2 separate regions of the Homo sapiens genome follow, and region 2 is linked to region 1. Evidence: read pairs that join two places in POLR2A ChIA-PET (ENCODE). Cell type or tissue: MCF 10A. All regions are shown on one strand.

Region 1 (5,000 bases):
TGCATTCCAGGGAAAAAATCCAAATTCTTCCCACGTGGCAGCAGAAAAGCGAAAGGATACACTGTCACCAGTAATTCAGGTTGTATGTGGGAAGCCTACAGAATTCCGCCAAATGTTGCAGACATGCATGACCAGTGCTATGAAGCAGGAATCTCATTTCTGGTCCCCAAGAAGCACAGATATCAATCACAATGTTCTCAGAAATACAGATGGATACATTTTGCCACAATTTGTTATATGGTCACCTCTCACTAACCTGTGGGGTTTACAGTCCATCAAAGTACTTATCTAAAGTGGCAAAATCACAGTTGGGGAGATCAAGATCTCATAAAATACAGGCAGCTGGGAAAAATAATTGCATTAATTTATGTGACGAAGGCAGTAGTGAAAGTTCTAGAAGGTTTCCACTCCCAAAATAACCACTGTGTCATCATGAGGTGGCCATATGGGGTGATCCTTTTGAATTGCTTTCTTCAGTTGTCTGGGAGACATTGTCCACATCATCTGCTAAGGCAGAGGCTCCCAGCAGCAAACCTGGCTCTCTGCAGTGTATTCGAGCCAGCCCTCACTGGCTGGAAATGGAAAACCTTTTGCAATTGCTTGTTCACTCTGGGTCTCCCTCTCTCCCTCCTTTCCTCTCATTTTCCTCCCTCTCTCTTTCCCTCCTTCCCTTTTAAAATACAAGTCTAGGCAGTTGTGTAACCTTCAAACTTTTCATAAAATATGCAAGAGCTTAAAGGCATAGTTTTTGAAGTCTGGTCTTTCATCCCAAATTATTTGAGAGCGTCAATCTTAATATCTTCATTTCTCTCTCTCTAGGTACTTTCCTGTAATACCCTACCTCCTATAGTACCCTGTAGGATTCACTCTCTGGAGTCTACAGGGAGAAAGAGCAATAATTTAGGATTTTCCTGTTCTTCTCTTAGGAATTAGGACAGAAGTAACAAGATAGCTGATTTTATATTTTTTGTAACCAGTTTAAAAGCATTATCTCAAAACCTGGAATAAAAGATTGATGCATATAAAGTGCTAAAAAGAATAATAACCCTTGCTGTTATGAGCAGGGCTGAGAAAGGAGCCGGGGAGAGGGAGAGGTGGCTGAGTGTTAGGACATCAGGGAGGAAGGAAAATGCAAAGATAACTGTGGAAATAGCTTCTTGGATATAAGCAAATAAATTTTCAACAAAGAACTGTGCAAGACCTGCTGTATATTTTCAGATCTCCACATTTTCAGAGGTCAGACCAAGAAGTGGGCCCAGGGTGCAGCACAAGGGATTTAGGCTAAGCCTGCAGACTGCCTGTCAGGGTGACTCAATGGGGGTCAGGTCACAATATGGGTTAGGATTTAGTTCAGCTGCCAGTGACGGGAACACCCACAAATCACAGGCTTCCATAAGGTAGATCACCTAGAAGACCTGGAGGCTGGCGGTCCAGGGCTGGTGTGTTGGCCCCACAGTCATCAGGGACCCAGCCTCAATCAGACCTTCCACCCAGCCAATTCCTTGGTGTGGCTCCCCACTCACCGTCCAGAATGGTGTTGAGTCTCCAGCCATCACATCTCAGCTCCTTGGTCAGAACTGAGTCCTGTGGCCACATCTCCCTGGAAGAGACAGAGATTGAGGAATGTGGTCTTTTGGCTGAATGGCAGCATGCCCAGCGAAAACAGGGCTTCAGATGACTTGAGGGCGAAAGGGAGAATCTCCATAACTAAGCAAAGTCAGCATCTTTTCTCATCCTAGGGTATTTGTTTACTGAATACCCAGTGCCTGATGTTTTCAGGCATTGCTCAAGGGCAGTGGGGAAAAAGTAGATGGATTTCTGTTTTCATGAAACTTACAGTCTAGTGGGAGGCAAGTCAGACAATAAACGAACAATAAAGCGTGGCCGAGTTGACAAACTGCATTCCACACTCAAGCTGTCTTCAGATGAAGCCGTACAATATTAATGATGGGAGCGGACGGTGTCAAACATCACCGTCTAAAGCCTGCAGGCACCCTGGACAGCCAGCGTCCGCATCTCTTTGATGCAAATTCCATCCTTCAGACACTCCCAAGTGAGTGTCTGCCCAGTGAGAAGGAGGGAGAAGTAAACAAATAGTAAGCCAGAGCCCCATCTAAAAATCAGCCCCTGAGTTACTCTTCAGCTAGCGCTCCTTATGGGCCAATGTGCAAAGAAGCACTAGAGGATGAGAATCTAGCCCTAAAATTCCAGGGCTTTGTTGTTGTTGTTGTTGTTGTTGTTGTTTGGTGGAAAAGGATTTGGAGCTATTTCTTTGCTGACGTGCAAAGTAGTGTAATAGGCCGGGCATGGTGGCTCACGCCTGTAATCCCAGCACTTTGAGAGGCCAAGGTGGGTGGATCGCTTGAGCCCAGGAGTTTGAGACCAGCCTGGGCAACATGGCAAAACCCTATCTCTAAAAAAAAAATTACAAAAATTAGCCAGGCATGGTGGCACGTGCCTGTTGTAGTCCTAGCTACCAGGGAGGCTGAGATGGGAGGATCGCTTGAGCCCAGGAGGTTGCTTGAGCCCAGGAGGCCAAGGCTACAGTGAGCTGAGATTGCACCACTGTGCTCTAGCACAGTGAGACCCTGTCTCAAAAAAAATAAAATAAATAAACATTTTTAAAAAGTAGTGTGATAAGTAATAATTTTGTGGCTCCCATGGGGGTTTGAAGGACAAGCTGGGAAACTTGGGAGAACCACAGGGACACAGCCTTTTTCTGTTCATGGGACTTTCAGCAAGCGGTTCCTGGTCAGCATGCCTGGTCTTGCTGGGAACTGGGCAGGTTTCCAGGTTCAGTTCACATGTTGTAAGCAGGCATGGTTCTAAATTAAACCTGGAGCCACCGCTGTCCACCCAGCACTCACTGCCATGGCCACTGTGCAACGCCGCAGACCACTGATTCTCAAACATCTGAGGTGAAGGACCAGGGTTGTCTTTTTAAATTTGTTTCACTTTCCTATCTGTCATAAAAATGAAATATTAGAAATGTGAAATAAAGACAGACTTCTGTTATTAGATTCAAGAGACATAAAATTGCTCTGTCCATTTGCCCTAAAAGTTTCTAAAGACTGACTCAATTCCTGAACATGAGTTTACCAACAGCAAAGAAGTTAGGGCCATCGCTACCAGCCCAAGGACTGTGCTTTGGGCCTCACTGCCCAGAGGCCCAGGATCTAAGGCCAGAAGGGAACAGCTGCCCTCCCCACGCTATGTCAGGACAGTCCTGAAGGAGAATGAGGAAGCTCTCCGCTGGGAAGAGAGCAGGCTGGGCTGCTGTGTCTTGCTGTCTGTACATCTCTCTGGCCCTTCCTGCCCAGCTGCTTGAGTAGACTGGTAAAAGGAACCTCTTGGTGGACTCTCCTACCATAGTCCCCATGTGCAGGTGAAAATTTTATTACATGGTTGCGGCCGGAGAAACGAAAGGTCACAGCTCTTTGTAATCATTATCCAGGCTCCCCTACCTGAATGCAGGCTGTAGCATAACTGGTTGGATTAGTGAAGCAGGCGGTCACCTCCAGCTGGCATGGCCTGGTGTGGCCTGGGCAGGGTGAGCTCATGGTTGACTCTGTGTTGCAGTTCTCCAAGGAGAGGCACATCATGGACAGGACCCCCGAGAAACTGAAGAAGGAGCTGGAGGAGGAGCTGCTCCTGAGCAGCGAGGACCTGCGCAGCCATGCCTGGTACCACGGCCGCATCCCCCGACAGGTACCTGGTCTTGTCCCTTCCAGAGCATACACGGCTGCTCTCAGGCAATGTACAGATTGATGACCCGCAGGGTCCCACTCCGAGGCCACATGGGCGGAAGCACCTGTGTAACCAAAAACAAATACTCTAAAAATGACTTCATTTAGACCCTTCTCTAAGAAGACCTTGGGAAGAGCTGAGGTCAAGAACCCAAAGCACACATCCACATGTTCAGGAAGTGAAGGGACAGCCAGCGCTCCTGGGGTCTGCAAGCACAGCGTTGTGGGAGGCAGCAGCCACAGAGTCAGTAACCGGAAGAACTAGGAGGGCGGGCTGTGGCCCAGGTAATTGAACTCTTGGCCAGCTGCCAGCAGCCTCAGACCATTTGCAGCCCCTCCTTCTCAAGGCAGTGGCTTAGCTTCGGGAGGAGAGAGGGCAGGTGGCCCAGATCAACAAGGCTGCCTCTGCCCCATTGAGCTGGCAGTTATTCACACTCTCCATCACTTCCCTACTGGATCCTGTGACCCAGAGGTGGGAAAAAAGGGGAATTAAACCCATGACCACAGACTCATGGCCCAGAATATACTTTGTGATCGTCATTTGGGTGATTGCCATAAATAATGTTTTTTCATTTAATACTGTAAAAATTGAAAAATAGAGTAAGTCTGCAGAATTGAGGCATAGAATTTCCCTTGGGTTTTTATTGTAAACCTGATCTGGCCAATCATTAACCAAGGACAACATGACAGGAAGTGTGTGGACAGGGGCTGGGGGGAAGGGCATCATGTCGTAAGTTTTTTTTCTTTTTTTTGAGACAGAGTCTTACTCTATCACCCAGGCTGGAGTGCAATAGCACAATCTCAGCTCACTGCAACCTCTACCTCCTGGGTTCAAGCGATTCTCCTGCCTCAGCCTCTCTGGTAGCTGGGATTACAGGTGTCCACCACCATGCCCTGCTAACTTTTATATTTTTAGTAGAGACGGGGTTTCACCATGTTGGCCAGGCTGGTCTCGAACTCCTGCCCTCAAGTGATCCACCCACCTCAGCCTCCCAAAGTGCTGGGATTACAGGCATGAGTCACTGTGCCCAGGCTTTTTTTTTTTTTTTTTTTTTTTTAATGTAGTAGATTTCTTGGCACAATCAAATAAATAATTATTATTCTGACTTTGTTTTTTTAAGTTTAAAATTGATTGTAGAAAACATAGATAGCAAAAAGAAGGAAATTAAACTCTTATCCATAATTCTCCTCATAATTCTCCTGGGGATAACCACGATGAATACTTTTGTGTACATACATCCTCCCGGGCTTTTT
Region 2 (5,000 bases), 300 kb before region 1:
GTGTTTTTAGGGAGATCACCTAGCAGTAGGAAGGAAGGGACTCATATAAGAAACGTAGAAGAAAATGTGTTGCATATATCGAATGTCAGCACTTTATGTAAGGGTATTTCATTAGCCTTATTTTTCTCCATTTCCTCTTTTGATTTTTTTTGTTGCTCTTCTGCTACTCTACCTGTTTGTCTATTGAATACATTTATTTTTTTGAACAGTGAGTTTACATAAAGTAAATATGTACATATAAAGTTGAATTTGAATGAAACCAAAACCTCAATATTACAAATATAGAAAATGACTCAACTTTCCTAGTAACCAAAGAAATGACAATTAATGTGGTCTTGGGTAGGTATGCATTGTACCTACTAAGTTTTAAAAAAAAATTAATAATAGCATCCTATGTTGTTAGAAGAGCAATTGTTAATTGGTGGTGGTGTGGTAAACTGGCACACATCTTTTAAAATATAATAAGACTCACACAAAACGTCACATGCTTTGACTCATAATAACATTTCTAACAATTCATCCCTGGGAAATTATATAGTATAATGCTGAATAAAAAGTTACTAAGATGTTTGTTTTGGCATTATATATGCGAAAACAGAAAACTGGAACTAGTACTGGAACATTTACTAACCTAAATGTTCAATAAGTAGAACTCATTTAATAAATGACACTCTTCAAAATTTACAAAATAATATTCAACCATTAAAAAATGAGCATGTAAAATTGGCTGGGCGCAGTGGCTCACGCCTGTAATCCCAGCACTTTGGGAGGCGAGTCGGGTGGATCACTTGAGGCCAGGAGTTCGAGACCAGCCTGGACAACATGGCAAAACCCCGTCTCTACTAAAAATACAAAAATTAGCCAGGCATGGTGGCGCAGGCCTATAATCCCAGCTACTTGGGTGGCTGAGGCATGAGAATTGCTTGAACCCAGGAGGAGGTTGCAATGAACCAAGATGGCACCACTGGGCGACAGAGTGAGACTCTGTCTCAAAAAAAAAAAGTATGTAAAATTATACACTAAAAACATAGAATACGTTCAAGGCCACCCCTAAGTGGAAAAAAAGCCACAGAATACACAGAAATCTAAACAGTAATTTGGGTGATGAGACTGGCAATTCTTTTTGGTCTTTCTGCTTTTATAGGTCTTCGTTATTTCTACAGTAAGCACATGACTATTAGGATAAAAAAAATCTTGGCCTGGTGTGGTGCTGTAATCCTAGCACCTTGGGAAGATTGTTTGAGACCGGGAGTTCAAGAGCCCCTGGGCAACATATCGAGACCCTGTGTCTACAAAAAAATGAAAATTAGCCAGGTGTATTGGTACATGCCTGTAGTCCTAGCTACTTGGGAGGCTGAGGTGAAAGGAACACTTGAGCTCAGAAGGTTGATGCTGCAGTGAGCCGTGATCGCACCACTGCACTCCAGCCTGGATGAAAGTGAGACCCTGTCTCAAAAAAAAAAATTGTGGTGATTCACACCTGTAATCACAGCACTTTGGGAAGCCGAAGCGGGAGGGTCCTTTGAGGCCAAGAGTTCAAGGCCAGCCTGGGCAGTATAATGAGACCCTGTCTCTACAAAAAATTTTTAAAAGTAAAGAAATTTTAAGATAACTAAATACTACATAGACATATATTTTAAATATTTATTACATAAAGGTAAACCAAATAGAAGAGGAAATAATGTTATGCCCTACTTCATATGACCAAAAACTGGAAGATAGTGTCTGAAAATGAAAATGATTGTATTGGGAAGGTAGAATTGTGGCCTTTTTTTTTTTTTTTTTTTTTTTTTTCAGTTTTCTTCTCATTACATTTTCAATTTAGTCTTTGTATATAGATTTTGGTTTATTGGAGAATATATAATGTGCTCTATTAATGTTTAAGTCATAAAAATATAAATTTCAAGTAATTTAAGCTCCAATAGTTATCTAACCTGCCTTCTAATAAATGGGAAATAAATATTTACTTTTTGTTTTGATAAACATATATTTGTTGGCAACTAGCACATGATTTTAAAAGTATAGTGGAACTATACATTTATGTCTTAAAATTAAAACTATAAAGTTATGTGACTGGGAAAGGAAAAATAATTCATTCAGGATTATCTGACATCTTAGTATTATAGTAGTGTTAATACTAGCATATAGTGAAATGTGTATCCAAATGTAGTAATCAGTTTTGTTTTCTTTGTTACCCAGCAAAACTGTTCATTGTAGAATCAAACTCTTCATCATCAACTAGAAGTGCAGTTGACATGGGTAAGCAAAAACTGAATTTTTTATCTTAATAGTGGACTTTAAATTAGTATAGGTGTATTAGTTATAACTTGTGCTTAGGTCCAGGTAAAAAGAAAATGAGTTGATTCCAATTTTACCTTTTAAAGTTCTAGCTTAGTTTCTTAAGGCTTCTGTAAAATCATACTGACTTATGTAGGGTCATATTTTGATATGCAAGAGGAATGTAAAAGGTGTAATGTACTTAAATGTTCACTATCCGTTTGGAGATAGAAGTTCTTATTCTTAGCCCTTTTAGTACTAGAGGTGAAATATCAAAACCAAACAACGGCAAAAAAAAAAAAATCCAAAAAAAATCCAAGTATATCTGTTTTTAGCACTTAGGTTATTGTGATATTAAAGTTATTCAATACTTAAATAAAAAATTATTCCAGTATTTACATATATTGAAAACTTAAATAATTGGCTCTTTAATGTAACTTTAGAATGAATAATCATTTAAAATAAGCTCTTAAATTATTTTTATAGAATTAAGAAATTATCTACCTCTATAAATATGGATTAAGACCAAACATTCAGTTTTTCAGTGTCTCAAGCTTATTCTTTGCTGTGACTACTAGTTACAGAATATTAGGTCATAATTCTTGTGATCATCCATATGCGATAGTAGTGAGCAAGTAGAACTGGAGAAGAAAATTTTATGAAGATAAGGGAGCTACTAAAAACTTCTGGGACCTAGGAAACAAGAAGAAATTTTGTTCCCTAGAAAGAGGAGCATGTAGTAGTAGCTGCAAGCTGCCTAGGAATAAGGCAGGTCAGAGAAACCCACTTGTCTGCCACACAGAGCAAGTAGGTAAATGGGCACTTACACATTTTTGAAAGATAGAAATGTTCTAAATGAAAAGTAAACTATGAAATAATCTGTTATTTTGAAAACAAGTGAAGAATATGGACAGAATTCAGTGGGATACTTTGAAAACATTAGAAATATTTGTTTTTATGATGTAAGCATTTATTTTCTTTGTGTCTTCCTTCCTATCAGCCTGTTCAGTCCTTGGAGTTGCACAGCTGGATTCTGTGATCATTGCTTCACCTCCTATTGAAGATGGAGTTAATCTTTCCTTGGAGCATTTACAGCCTTACTGGGAGGAATTAGAAAACTTAGTTCAGAGCAAAAAGATTGTTGCCATAGGTACCTCTGATCTAGACAAAACACAGTTGGAACAGCTGTATCAGTGGGCACAGGTGAGGGATGGCAGGATCATGAGCACTCCAGGAAGAACTTGCCCTTTTCAGTCTTTGCTGCACACTGTTGAGCATCATGCACATAGTGGCCACCCCTGCGGGGTGACTTTTCCACATGTGGGAGTTTTGTTTTGTTTCTGCAGGAGTTTTGAGGCAGGTTTTATCTAAATCATTTGAGGTTTTTGTTTGTTTTTATTTAAATATATCTCTGATTGAACTGAATGTTAATCCTGGTTAAAATGAGTGACAAAAATACTAGAAGATGTGTGTTAAAACATTTATACCAAATGAATTAAGGCCATTTCCTTCAGTTCTACTTATGTGCTGAAAACAATAATACCTAAAGAAAAACCTTACGGCCGGGTGTGGTGGCTCACATCTGTAATCCCAGCACTTTGGGAGGCCGAGGCGAGCAGATCATGAGGTCAGGAGTTCGAGACCAGCCTGACCAACATGGTGAAACCCTGTCTCTACTAAAAATAAAAAAATTAGCCAGGCATGGTGGCGTGCACCTGTAATCCCAGCTACTCAGGAGGGTGAGGCAGGAGAATCACTTGAACCTCAGAGGCGGAGGTTGCAGTGAGCTGAGATTGCGCCACTGTACTCCAGCCTGGGTGACAGAGCAAGACTCTGTCTCAAAAAAAAAAAAAAAAAGAAAGAAAAACCTTCTTTTTCTTTAGGTACTATTAGACCATGGCTCTAATTTCCTAAGTAAGGGAATATTTTATATATAACAGATATTTTGCTGTTATTCAAAGATGTGTAAGACTGTCAGTTCATACAACTTGATATGGAGTGAGTGTCATAAATTAATTATTCCCACTCTCTGGTCTAATAACCTACAAAATTATTAGGAAAGTCACTTACTAGCGTTTTACCTTTACTCTCAGTATTTCTTTATTCCTTTTACTTCTTCTTCAGCCTTCTCCTTTTCAGAGCTTTCAGAGTTTCTTATGGACAGGAAGACCTAGAGAAAGTATTTCCCCTTCTCCTTGATGATAGCCAGAATGAGGACAAGAAAGTATTGGAGAGACTTAGATGATTCAGAATGTAAATTAACCAGTGTAGCTACTGGAAGCTGTCAATTCTTCTCTTTCAAAATGTGTCTGATTCATAGCCATATTTTATACTTTAACATTAAAGGTATTTACTTGTATTTGATCCTTTACCTTTAAGAACTATTTGCTCTGTAGCTGAAACCATCACACTTAACAAACTAACAAAAATCATGTTTGTGTTCTAGGCAGATGTATTAGATTGTTAAATGGTTCTAGCAGGAGACTTTTTAATAGTGTAGTACCAGGCTGGGCATGGTGGCTCATGCCTGTAAGCCCAGCACTTTGGGAGGCCGAGGTGGGTAGATCACCTGAGGTCAGGAGTTCAAGACCAGCCTGACCAACATGGTGAAACCGCGTCTCTACTAAAAATACAAAAAATTAGCTGGGCATGGTGGCAGGCACCTGTAATCCCAGCTACTTGGGAGGCTGAGGCAGGAGAATTGCTTGCACCTGGTATGTGGA

What was found. Peaks named below come from ENCODE experiments on the same cell type or tissue, not always from the same donor. Only the 100,000 strongest peaks of a DNase experiment are listed, where the experiment ranks them.
Region 2: POLR2A ChIA-PET joins it to region 1 with 6 read pairs; 2 of 35 experiments call an interaction of 5 or more read pairs at or near these places.

The regions. Positions count from the first base shown.
Region 1 is chr1:93,590,973-93,595,972 of GRCh38, reverse strand. BCAR3 (BCAR3 adaptor protein, NSP family member) reads left to right here. Exons shown (of 12, transcript NM_003567.4): 4 at 3,580-3,708. BCAR3-AS1 (BCAR3 antisense RNA 1) reads right to left here and starts at 4,005. Exons shown (of 4, transcript NR_034091.1): 1 at 3,465-4,005; 2 at 1,524-1,600. RefSeq lists enhancers at 3,643-3,802, 3,309-3,809. In MCF 10A, no CTCF peak of the experiment used is centred here; a DNase peak (open chromatin) is centred at 2,772.
Region 2 is chr1:93,895,098-93,900,097 of GRCh38, reverse strand. GCLM (glutamate-cysteine ligase modifier subunit) reads left to right here. Exons shown (of 7, transcript NM_002061.4): 4 at 2,200-2,259; 5 at 3,278-3,480. Among named protein-coding and RNA genes, the nearest start is that of GCLM, 12 kb to the left of the region's middle. In MCF 10A, no CTCF peak of the experiment used is centred here; no DNase peak of the experiment used is centred here.